Regions from separate parts of the Homo sapiens genome. Here region 1 is linked to region 2. Evidence: read pairs that join two places in POLR2A ChIA-PET (ENCODE). Cell type or tissue: K562. All regions are shown on one strand. Each heading gives the region's core, and the rest is flanking DNA. Links, peaks and the distances in the headings are about the cores only. Region 1 overlaps PPP2R5D (protein phosphatase 2 regulatory subunit B'delta). Region 2 overlaps TJAP1 (tight junction associated protein 1).

Region 1 (5,365 bases), core at 299-5,298, 500 kb after region 2:
TATGTTCACAGGATCTTTCACCATCCAGAGCATCCCACTGTGCACACTCCCAAACTTTCATGGACATACTGTGTACTTCCTTAAGTCTCTCCCTCTTCTGGTGTTCTCTCGGCTTGCTGTTTATTGCTTTATAACCCGAGATTGCTAAGCTGCGCTGAACTCTGCTCAGGACTGTCTTTTAGTCATGCTGCCATTCAATCAGGACCAAGGGCAGTGGGCCCAGCTGGGCCCAACTCAGGGACACCAGCCCCTCCCAATCCCCTGCCCCACCCGAGCCATGCTGAAGTCACTTGTTACCCCATCAAGTGTCTGTGGACTTTTCCCCTTTTGCCCAGGATCCCAGAACCTCCCGCTTTTTGCCCTAAGAAAAAGGAATTCTCAACATTCCAAGTTGGTAAGCAGAGAAACAACTTTCATAGGAATCTCTGGGGAGTCTGAAGAACTAGAGAATGTATTTGGTCTATACCAACCAAAGGTAAATCCTGCCTGAGGGCAGTCTGGATGGGCTGTCCAGGTCCCTCCCAGGATATGGAAGCCTTCCCTTCTGCCTCACCCCCTGGGATCCCCTACCCAACTAGCCATCATGGAGTTGCGGGTGGCACCTGCACCACATCTAAGGCTACGCCTACATTCATTACCTCCTCAGTGTTCTCGCCTCCACCATCCTTGCCCGAGCTGCTAGGCTTGGCTGTGCATTTGGCAACCTTGGGGGGCTCCTGAAAGGAAAAGATGAAAGTAAAGTTAGCAGATGCCAGGAGAAGGGAGAGGTCTTATCTGGCTCCCTTAGATCTTTGTTGCAAATATCCTCTGTCCAGTTGAATCAATCAATTAGAATCTACCTTGTGCGGAGCTGGGGTGGGTGGAGGGATCTACGCAGAAGGAGATTCAGCCCCTCCAAAGAGTTTAGAATCTGGTTAGGAAGTCACCCCAAACACACACTAATTCAGCGTGAGAATGCTCCATCTTTCACCTCATCAGGCTGGTGCAGAGGTTGGGCCTGGGAGGGCCTTTGCTCAGGTCAGAACCAGGGTGAGGAGGCTTAAAGAAAAAGCATCAGGGAACAGCTGCTCACTGGTTTCTGGCTAAAGTGGTCAAAGGTGTGCCGGAGGCTTTCATGCTGGAGTGCAGGGAGTCACCACTCTCCCCTCACAGCCACCTGGAAAGACTGGGAGGCAATTTTTGGATGTCACAAATAGCGCACAGACAAGAGGGTGCTACTCAGCATTTAATCAGTAAGGCCCAGGAATGCTAACAGGTACAGAACTGTCCCACTCAAAATGCCAAGAGCACCTCAGTTGACAAGCACTAAGACAGGGATGGGGGTAAAACCCTGAACTGTTACAAAGAGTGAGCACTAGTCTGAAGTCTCCTTTGGGAACCTGGCAGCTGGCTCAGAGCCCTGGCCTGCCCAGCATCTCTTCCTATGCTTCGAGCCAAAAAAAGCAACTGCACAGGGACAGGATAGGGAAAATGTGAAAAAGACTTGGGGATTTAGGTCTGACTGCAAGCTCAACACAAATCATCCATGTGCAGCTCATGTGACCTTCCATCTTGTTAAAAGACCTGTGCAGACTGCTTGGCACTGACAGGGCTATCCTGGAGGATCTGGTTCAGTCATGAGCATCAGGCTTGGGAGGGGCCATGACAAATCCTAGTGTTTCTTAGAGGGAAATGCAACCCATACTGGGAGTGGATTCAAAGGCATGTCCCAAGACCAACAGCTGCAGGAACTGGGATAGTTAACAATGGAAGGGAGGAGTCATGAGGGATGGAGAAGCAAGATGGATCTTAAACAAATGAAGATGCAACTTGGATGCCTTGGATGCAACTTGTCCATATGGACCAGAGGCACGAGAGCAATGGGCTGAAGTTGCAAGCCACCTGAAGCTCCAAACAAGGAAGAATTTTATCATGGAGCAATTGCACTAAAACTGGCCACCTAGTGAAGCCGAAAGCTCCCCAACCCCTGAGAACATTCAAGCAGGGGCTTGGTGACCTCCTGTAAGGCATGTTGCAAAAGAAATTCAAGCCTTTAATGAGGACTGGAGGATCTTGGAAATCACTTCCAGCTCTGAGATTGTGCAATTCAATAGCAGCCAAGCCCCTTCAGTGAGAAGTGTTAAATCGAGTTATTGTGACTATGGGGGCAAAAGGATTTCAGGGAGAAGAGAGCTCTGTGTGGGCTGGAGTAGGGGGAAGGCTTCTTGGAGGTGGGGAGGAAGAAAGGTGTGGTGTAGAGCAGCTCCATGCAGTAGGGGGAAGGAGTTCCTTCTTTGGCCTGAGCACGCTCCTGCTGTATACTAACCCAGCTGGCCACACTGACCCTTATCAGTGGCTGAGAGCATGGGGTGGAGAGAAATAGGCCGGGGGCAGGGTGCAGGCAGGACACAACATTGAGGTGTCTGCACACACCCCAGACATGAACCCCTTGAACAAAGCTGACCCATCTTCATACATCTCCAATCTATTAGACCATAAGCTGCTTATTCTTTTTTGTACCCCTCCACCCACCCTACAGCACTCAGCATGATGCCTCAGACGTATCTTTCAAAGAATGAGCCTAAGAGAGATCCAGCTGCCTTAGTGTGTGGGTGTGAGTGGGCATGGAGGAACCAGGCCTACCACCCTTGCTCCCTGGCTCCTGCAGAACAGGTGAAGCACACACATTTCAGCCCAGCTCAGTAGTCAAATGCTGTGTAGCACAGAGGTTAAAAGAACATGTTTGGACTCAGCCCTGTGTTTTGGGCCCAACTCTTACTGGCTGTGTAATCACAGGCAAGTTAACTAGCCTCTCTGAGCCTCAGTTTCCTCATCTATTAGATGATGACAATCATAATACCCTCTTCCCTCAGCACAGTGTTAAGGCACATGAAAACCGTAGTGCTGGTCAATGTTATTACTATTATTATGAACAAGAAAAAAATCGGAGGGGGCAGGGGCACCCTACTCAGGAAAATAAAAGAGGTAAGTCCCAGAGGAGAACATGAAGGAAGAGGAGAGATGCGAATCCCTCCAAGAGATTATCTTAGCACCTATCCACTAAGCACGTACTTACCGTGTGAAAAGGAGTTGTCAAACCAAAATGAAACTTAGTTATTATCTCAAAGGGGAAGAAAAGTCTTGTCCACAATTAATTCCCATCCAAGGCCAAACACAAAAGGACCATAAGTGGCCTACTAAGTGTTCTGCAAATCCAGAAAAGAAAGGAGAGTTCACTCCTGACTGAGGGCTCAGAAAGGCTTTAGAGAGGAAGCTGTGAAAGATGGCCAGGAGAGAGGGGACAGGTCATAGATGAGCAATAAAGATCCTCCACCCACAGCCATCCAGACAAACCTCAGTCACACTGGCAACCCCCCTGCCCCTTAGAGCCTGCCAACCATTGAAGAAGGCCAAATGCAACTGAAAATCAAGAGCAGAAAAACCTTATAGGGAGGTGAGAGTTATGCCTGGCTCCATGCACCCCGTTACTTCCAACACCCTTTCCCAACCAAACGTTTACACCCATGGTCCTAGCAAATCTCACTGGCAATTTGTCTTCTTCACAATCTAGTAGGCTATTGCTTTCTGTGGATGGGACAGTATCTAGTCCAACAGACTAAAAATTACAAATGGGTGGGGACCTCACCAGCTTTCCCCGAATTCCATTTCCCTTAGCCCCTGTTGTGGCTGATTTCTGTGTGCATTGTCTACGACTGAGCTACCCAAACCACCTCCGCATGCCCACTCCCCAAGGACAGGGCCTGGGTGGGGCACAAAACCCTGTCCAGCTCACTACTCCCAGGAGGCTCACTATCTAGTACACCATCACCAACCCTGTACTTAGAACCTCAGGCCCTGAAAGGTTAAGGGGACAACTCAGAATCAGAGCTGCCTGGCAAATACAGAACAGCCCCAGGAGAAAAAGTTTGATTGAAAAGGTCAGAGATGGCAGCCCAGTAACCCAGCCAATCAGAGGGCAAATGAAAGCAATATACCTCTGGGGTCATCGAGCAGGTGGCCAGAACACCAGGCCAGAGCCAACCCCCACCAAAAAGGGCCAGCCCCAGGAGAGGAGAAGCTGGGGGAGGCTGGAACTGGTATCCTAGCATCCTATGTGTGAGTCTGTACCTCAAAGGAACCACACCTCTGAGTCAGACCTCAGCAACAGCAGGAAACAGAGGGTAGAAAAAGGCACGGATGAGGAGCAGGGGAAGGCAGCACCGAGGTAGATGAGGAAGGTGAAAGAAGGCAACATTAAGAACTGGCCTGTGGGCCAGGCACGGTGGCTCACACCTGTAATCCCAGCACTTTGGGAGGCCGAGGGGGTCAGATCACCTGAGGTCAGGAGTTCAAGACCAGCCTGATCAACATGGAGAAACCCCGTCTCTACTAAAAATACAAAATTAGCCGGATGTGGTGGCGCATGCCTGTAATTCCAGCTACTTGGGAGGCTGAGGCAGGAGAATCGCTTGAAGCTAGAAGGCAGAGGTTGTGGTGAGCCGAGATCGCGCCATTGCACTCCAGCCTGGGCAACAAGAGCAAAATTCCATCTCAAAAAAAAAAAAAAAAAAAGAAATGGCCTGTGTCAGGACATCATGATAAAGACATGGGTGTTCAGGGGTGGCTGGCCTGCAGGCTAAGAAGGAACAATAATCTGACAGTGAGGACAAATTCCCAATTTGAAGATGGTGTAGCTTAGGAAAGGCAGAAATCCAGCACTGGTGCGAAAAGAAAAAAAAAAAGGAAAAATGCAAAGGTTATCCTAGGATTAAGAATAAGGGTGAGGAGCCTACTCAGATTAGGAAAGGTGACTGGTCTAGGATGCACTTGGGTGACAGTTAGGAGGGCTTTGATACAAAAGAGGCCTTTAAGTCAGGAGACCTGATATTGCAGCTGGGCCTCCAGCAGGCTGTGTGACCTTGGACAAGTCCCTTGCCCTGTCGGGGCCTCAGTCTCCTCATCTGTACCATTAGGGATTGCACTGCATGCGCTCAGAGGTCCCTTCCAGCACCAACGTTGTGAGGTTCCATCAACAGAAGGGCTCAGTCCTGCTTACAAGTTTGTGTGTGAAGGAAGAACTAGAGGGAGGGGCCTAGGCCAGATTTGGGTGGAGGAGAGAGAAAGCAGCGCTGTTCTAGGTCAGGGGCTTGGCATGGAAAGAGAAGGGGCCGTAGGGGACTGCGGGGCGGCTGTCCCAGGCGGGTAGGAAGAGGAGACAAGGGGCTGCTCAGGGCGGGGCGAGGGGGCAATTCTGGAGGAAGGTGCAGTTTCAGATGAGGGGCTGCCCAAACCGAAGGGGGATCGGGGCCAGGGGTGATGGGGGGGACAGAAAAAGCAGGACAGTGACCTGGGAATGGGGCAGATCTGGAAGAAGGAGGTTACCCTG
Region 2 (5,365 bases), core at 261-5,260:
TTGCCATGTTGCAATTTGCCAGTCGGTGCAGGCCGCCTGTTGCCGCCTGCCCTGTATTAAATACCTTCTCCCTGATTACAGCCCATGGGGCATGATTAGCTGCCTTCAGAGAACAAAGTCTACTTTCATTAGAAATGGGACTCGGCACGCACAGCAGAGCTGCACTGTGAACCCTCTGAACAGCTGAGCAGAGTGTAGACAGAATAGGTGTAAGGCATGATCTGTACCAGAAGCTGGCTGAGCAGTGTCCTTTAATAAAAGGAAAAAAATTTGCCAAGCATCACTCTTTAACCAGGAGGTGGGACTTATACCTGCTCCCTTTTGTGGGTACGCATATTTGATCAGGGGCTTCCACCGTGGTGGAAGATTGCTGTTGCTAGAGACAGAGTGGTATGAGAGAGAAATCTCTTCAGAATCCTGCTGCTCCCCAATATACTATCTTACCGTTCCCAGCAAGCACCCATAGGAGCAACAGCAAAAAGTTTCCAGCCCAAGAGCCAAAGATGCCGTCCCACTTCCCTTCTGCCATCCTTTCCGGGGTTCTGCCTAAAGCTCAGGCAAAGTCAGAGATGCAGAAGAGGAAAGGAGGTTCAAGCATCCATCCTTCTCCCAGCTGAGGCTGAGGCCATCCCTTCAACACCAGCCCAGGAGAGGGAGACAGGAATCCAGACTGGATATGGTTCTTTGGCTTTTCCAACTTCAGCCTTCCCCACCAAACATCTCCAGCTCCCCACGTTCTGCACTACTACCTCACTCCACAACTCTCCTGATCCTGGAGCAGCTAGCTTGCCCTAGAGAGCAACTACCTCCCTACTCTCCACATCACCAATACCTACTTCAGGTAATTGTGGCCCCATCAGTTTATCTGGGTTCAGATAATTTCTGAACCTACTACGAAGCCTTTCTGCTCTCAGCTGTCAATGAATCAAGCAAGTGAGAGACCTTAAGGAGTCAATGAACACAACCTTCTGAATCAGGAAGGGCCCACACATTACCATGAAAATCATCCAAGCTCTTCTTCATAATTCAACCAAGCAAAGTCAAACGGAAGTTAGTAATCGCTACTGCTTTTAAAATGAAAGGAACACCCAGCCGTTTCAGAATACACCAGCTGTGTTGTATGCCACCTTAATTCCCTTGGAACCCAGCAGGGTATAAATAAATAATAATAAATACAAGCCCTTCCTAAAGCCCCTCATCAACCACTAAAACACAAATGTCTGATCACACAGGGACTGGGGCCTCCCCCTCAGGAACTGTCCTGAGCTGTAAGTGCTGGATGTGGAGTCTCTGAAGTCTGCAAGCCTGTGGGAAGCTGTGCCCCAGTGGGGGTCAGCTACACTCCCGCCACACAAGTCTGGCCGCTTCTCAAGCCTCTGAAATCCAGTCTCTGCCCCCAACTGATGTCTAAGGAACACAAATGGTCACCCTGCAAGCGTAAGCCCTGGAACCAGGTGACCTGGCCTTGGTCCTGGGGATTGCTCATGAAGATCCCCACTCCTTGCACCATTAATACAGCCCCTCTCCCACTGACTCCCCATGAATAGCAGTCCCCCAGAGCAGTGGGCTGATCCCACCAAAACTGGGTTCGGCCTCGCCCACATCGTCTCCGGGGTACCCCTCCTGCTTGCCACCAGCCCCCAGTTTCCGGCATGCAGCTGTTCCTGAGATACATGAGTAAAGCCTTCAGCAATCCCGGGCGCGTGGCAGGCAGGCAGCCAACAGCTCATAGGGTGGGGACTGGGCAGAGGTTCTGCTCTGGGCTGAAGACAAGGCTAGAAGATGTCAGTCTGTGCCCAGACCAGCCCTGCTGCCCCTCCAACAGCTATGCCCGCCACCCCTCTGGGCAAGTACAACCTCACCCTCTTGGGACAAGTTGCCTGCAGCCCTGACCTGGCCCCCTGCCTACTCTAAACCAAACAGATTGACAGGGTTTTGAAAGCCAAAAAGAGTGGGAATTATTCTGCCCCAAAGCAATCCTGAGGACTCAGAACAGTGCTGGTGACCTGTGAGAGCTCATCTGGCTCCCACATGAGCAAACACTTCCAAGTCTATCCACCTGGCCTCACATCCAGACAAACACTTCACAGGAACAAGGGGCTAAAGAGCCAGGCAAACCAACCCCTCCCTGCAAAAAAAGAGGGCAAGAAATCCCCAAGGTCATAGCCTGCATTTGACATTAGACCCCATGCCCTCTCCTAAGAAAGGCCAAAGTGAAGGACCGGCCCTCAACCAGGCCTCAACTCCAGGCCCTTTTGCTTTCCTGGTCAGAGCCAAGTCAAGAAAGCCTCCAGCTTGTTAACTCCCCATTTGGGGTCCCTAAACATCTCTGCATTACTGCTAGTCCCCATGAATAATATATAGTACTATAAATGTTTATTTGTACATAGTACACTCATATATAATACATTATAAGCTCAATCCACATGCATATAAATAGGTATTGTTTATTCCTTAATCAACTATCATACATTCACTATTATTAATCATATAATAAAATTCATTTCCACATGGATATTGATCAGTACTATAAATCCTTAATATTGCATAGTACATATATTCATTTATTGGACGTAGTGCATTTTCATCAAGATATTTCTCATCGGGCCAGGCACAGTGGCTCATACCTGTAATCCCAACACTTTGGGAGGCCAAGGCGGGCAGATCACCTGAGGTCGGGAGTTCGAGACCAGCCTGACTAACATGGAGAAACCCCGTCTCTACTAAAAATACAAAATGAGCCGGGCGTGGTGGCGCATGCCTGTAATCCCAGCTACTCGGGAGGCTGAGGTAAGAGAATCGCTTAAACCTGGGAGGCGGAGGTTGCAGAAAGCCGAGATCGTGCCATTGCACTCCAGCCTGGGCAACAAGAGCGAAACTCTGTCTCAAAAAAAACCCAAAAAAACAAACAGATATTTCTGGTCAACATGGATATCCCCCACCAACTTTGGTCTCTTAATCTATCAACCTCCGAGAAATCATCATCCCGCTCAGGAGTGCTATCCTCCTCGCTCCGGGCCCATAACACACCCTCTCCCATTTACAAGCTCCCACCCAGTGCTGGTAGGCTGCTGCCTTCTCTCACCCAGCCCAAGGGGAACAGAATCCACTTAGGCAGCCTTCTGTTCTCAAGCTCCCCCTGTCCAGCCTCCCTAGCACCACACTGCCTCCGGAAGCCGAAGCCACAGTCTATCTAGAGTGACCTGTGTGGAACACCAGGAAACAACAGGCAATCAACTTTCTCATGATCTCCAGACCCGCCTCTCCTTCCCAAGCCTGGAGGGAGAAGGGACTGCGTGGGAGCTTCTCCAAGCCAGGCTGCACGCACCCATCTCCCAGTCTGAGGCCAGGACTTTTTCTGAGCCCAGTGTGGAATCCGAAGCCAGGTCCTGCCCCCACTCTACTGAGGCACCCTTCCCAGCTTTTCATGGCTAAAGTCCACCAGAAACTCCGGATGTGAAAAGAGGTGGGGGGGACAAACTTCACCTCCCAGAGCAACGGTCACCAATGGGAGTGACATCTCACATGGGTCCCTGGTTTGGGGCCCCAGCATTCAGTTTAAGTAGCTTCACTTTTCTGCCCAGGGAATTCCCCAGAACCAGGTCAAGGTTTTCCTCTACCTCCCCAATCCTAAAGAGAACCTTGCAGCTGATCCTAACTTCTTATCCTAGGGTGAGAGTAACAGGGACACTATCCAACCTTCCCTTCTTGATAAAGGGAGGAAATGATCTGATCTAGGAGAAAAGTCCCTTCCCACTCTAGTTCATCTGTCTCTGAGGCATGAGAAGCAGCAGCAGCATGGTAATTGAGGGATCTTCTCAAACTCTGTGCTAAAAGCACAGATTCAACAGAAACTCGAACCAATTCTGTATGAAGGGAGAAGTGAAGAGCACGCTGCTGACTCGGGGAAGGGTGACGGTGGGGGGTGGTCAGTGGAGCCCAGCAGCAGGCTGGTGATGGGCAGGTGGCCGTGAAGGGGGCACATCCCCACCCACAGCAAAGGGAGACTGGGAAAATAGAGGGACGCAGTAGTAAGAACAAGAGAGCAGAGGAGATGGCGTGATATAAGCTAAGGAGGGAGGCAGCCAGGCTGCGGGGAAGGATGGAGGACAGAGGCCCTGCTGGTGGCACCCCAGGGCAGGTTAGCTGGCTGAGGTCAGACTCACAGGGTTAGTGTCTTCTCCCCAACCAGCCAGCTCTCCTGGTTAGTGCAGTTAGCGACAGACTCATGGCAGATGCCCTCCAGGCACTCCATATAAACAGACAGCTTGGTTTGTGAGCAGCCCAACTCCGGAGCTGCAGAGAGAAAGCAGAGGAATGGCAAGCTGCAGGATGCCCAAGGGGACACACTGCACACTGCACTCTCCTGATGGGAAGCATCGCAGACTTACCACCAGACCCTCAGGGGCTTTCTCCCATCCGGAAACCATGCCAGATGGAAGCCAAGCACTCCCCCTGCCAACCAGGGAGGCCAGCTTGCTGACCTCAGGCAAAAAGCCTCTCTGGTTGGTCAACAGAAAGAGAGGACGGCTGTTGGAGAAGGGGCTCAGCTCCTCTATCTCGCCTGTTCCCCAAACACTGCTGCCAGGCTGCACCAGGACTCTGAAAGCTAGGCTGTAAGAACAAAGCCACCCACAGCTGCAGCTGCAACCCATCCCGCACCAGTGCCAGCAGAGTCCATCCCACCACCTCCCACAGGCTCTGAGGGGCTGGGAGAGAAGCAGCCCAAGGATTAGAGGCTATGACAAGGGCTGCGTCGGAAAGCACAGTACAATGGGGCAGTGTGTGCCTGGCCTACAGCTGGGCCAGTCAACAGCACGGGCTGCACACTGCCGCCTGGCCAGGGGTGGCACTTCCCAGGGAACCAGCCCCAGAGGAGCAACAGGGACTATTCTCCCCTCTCAGAACAAGCAACACGAGCAACAGAGCAAGAAGCTCTCCCATCAACGGCAGAAACAACTCTTCCATGAAGCCTCCAGACCACCCTGGGGGAAGTGACACCTCTAGCTCACAGACTGCAAGGCAAATGAGGCAAAAGCAGTGGCATTCCAGAGACCCCACAAGATGTGTCCCCTGGGGCGGGAGGACAGGACTGCAACACATATATCCACACCCACTGATGCTTAGCAGAGGGTAAGATGTTGGCAGGGAAAAGACAAGAGAGGGGTCCTCTCTCCTGTTCTAGGAAGCCCTGCAGGCTCTCTGATGACTCAGGGCAAAAAGGGAAGAGTCACCACCCTGGCCACAGAGGTGGGCCTGGCCTTTTCCCAAGCCTAGGATCAAGATTCACGCAGACAGGAAACACTTCCAATAATTGCCTACACACTGGGCTCCCCATGTTGCTCTGACTACAGCCCAAGAGCTC

The links. Peaks named below come from ENCODE experiments on the same cell type or tissue, not always from the same donor. Only the 100,000 strongest peaks of a DNase experiment are listed, where the experiment ranks them.
Region 1: POLR2A ChIA-PET joins it to region 2 with 5 read pairs; 3 of 35 experiments call an interaction of 5 or more read pairs at or near these places.

What each region holds. Positions count from the first base shown.
Region 1 is chr6:42,984,962-42,990,326 of GRCh38, reverse strand. It overlaps PPP2R5D (protein phosphatase 2 regulatory subunit B'delta), which reads right to left. Exons shown (of 16, transcript NM_006245.4): 2 at 639-716. Among named protein-coding and RNA genes, the nearest start is that of PPP2R5D, 3.1 kb to the right of the region's middle. RefSeq lists a silencer at 1,462-1,756. In K562, for the core only: no CTCF peak of the experiment used is centred there; DNase peaks (open chromatin) are centred at 2,336 and 5,155; H3K4me3 peaks cover 558 bases.
Region 2 is chr6:43,488,830-43,494,194 of GRCh38, reverse strand. The region is part of intron 2 of TJAP1 (tight junction associated protein 1); the gene reads right to left. Among named protein-coding and RNA genes, the nearest start is that of TJAP1, 14 kb to the right of the region's middle. RefSeq lists enhancers at 3,364-3,958, 3,959-4,552. In K562, for the core only: no CTCF peak of the experiment used is centred there; no DNase peak of the experiment used is centred there.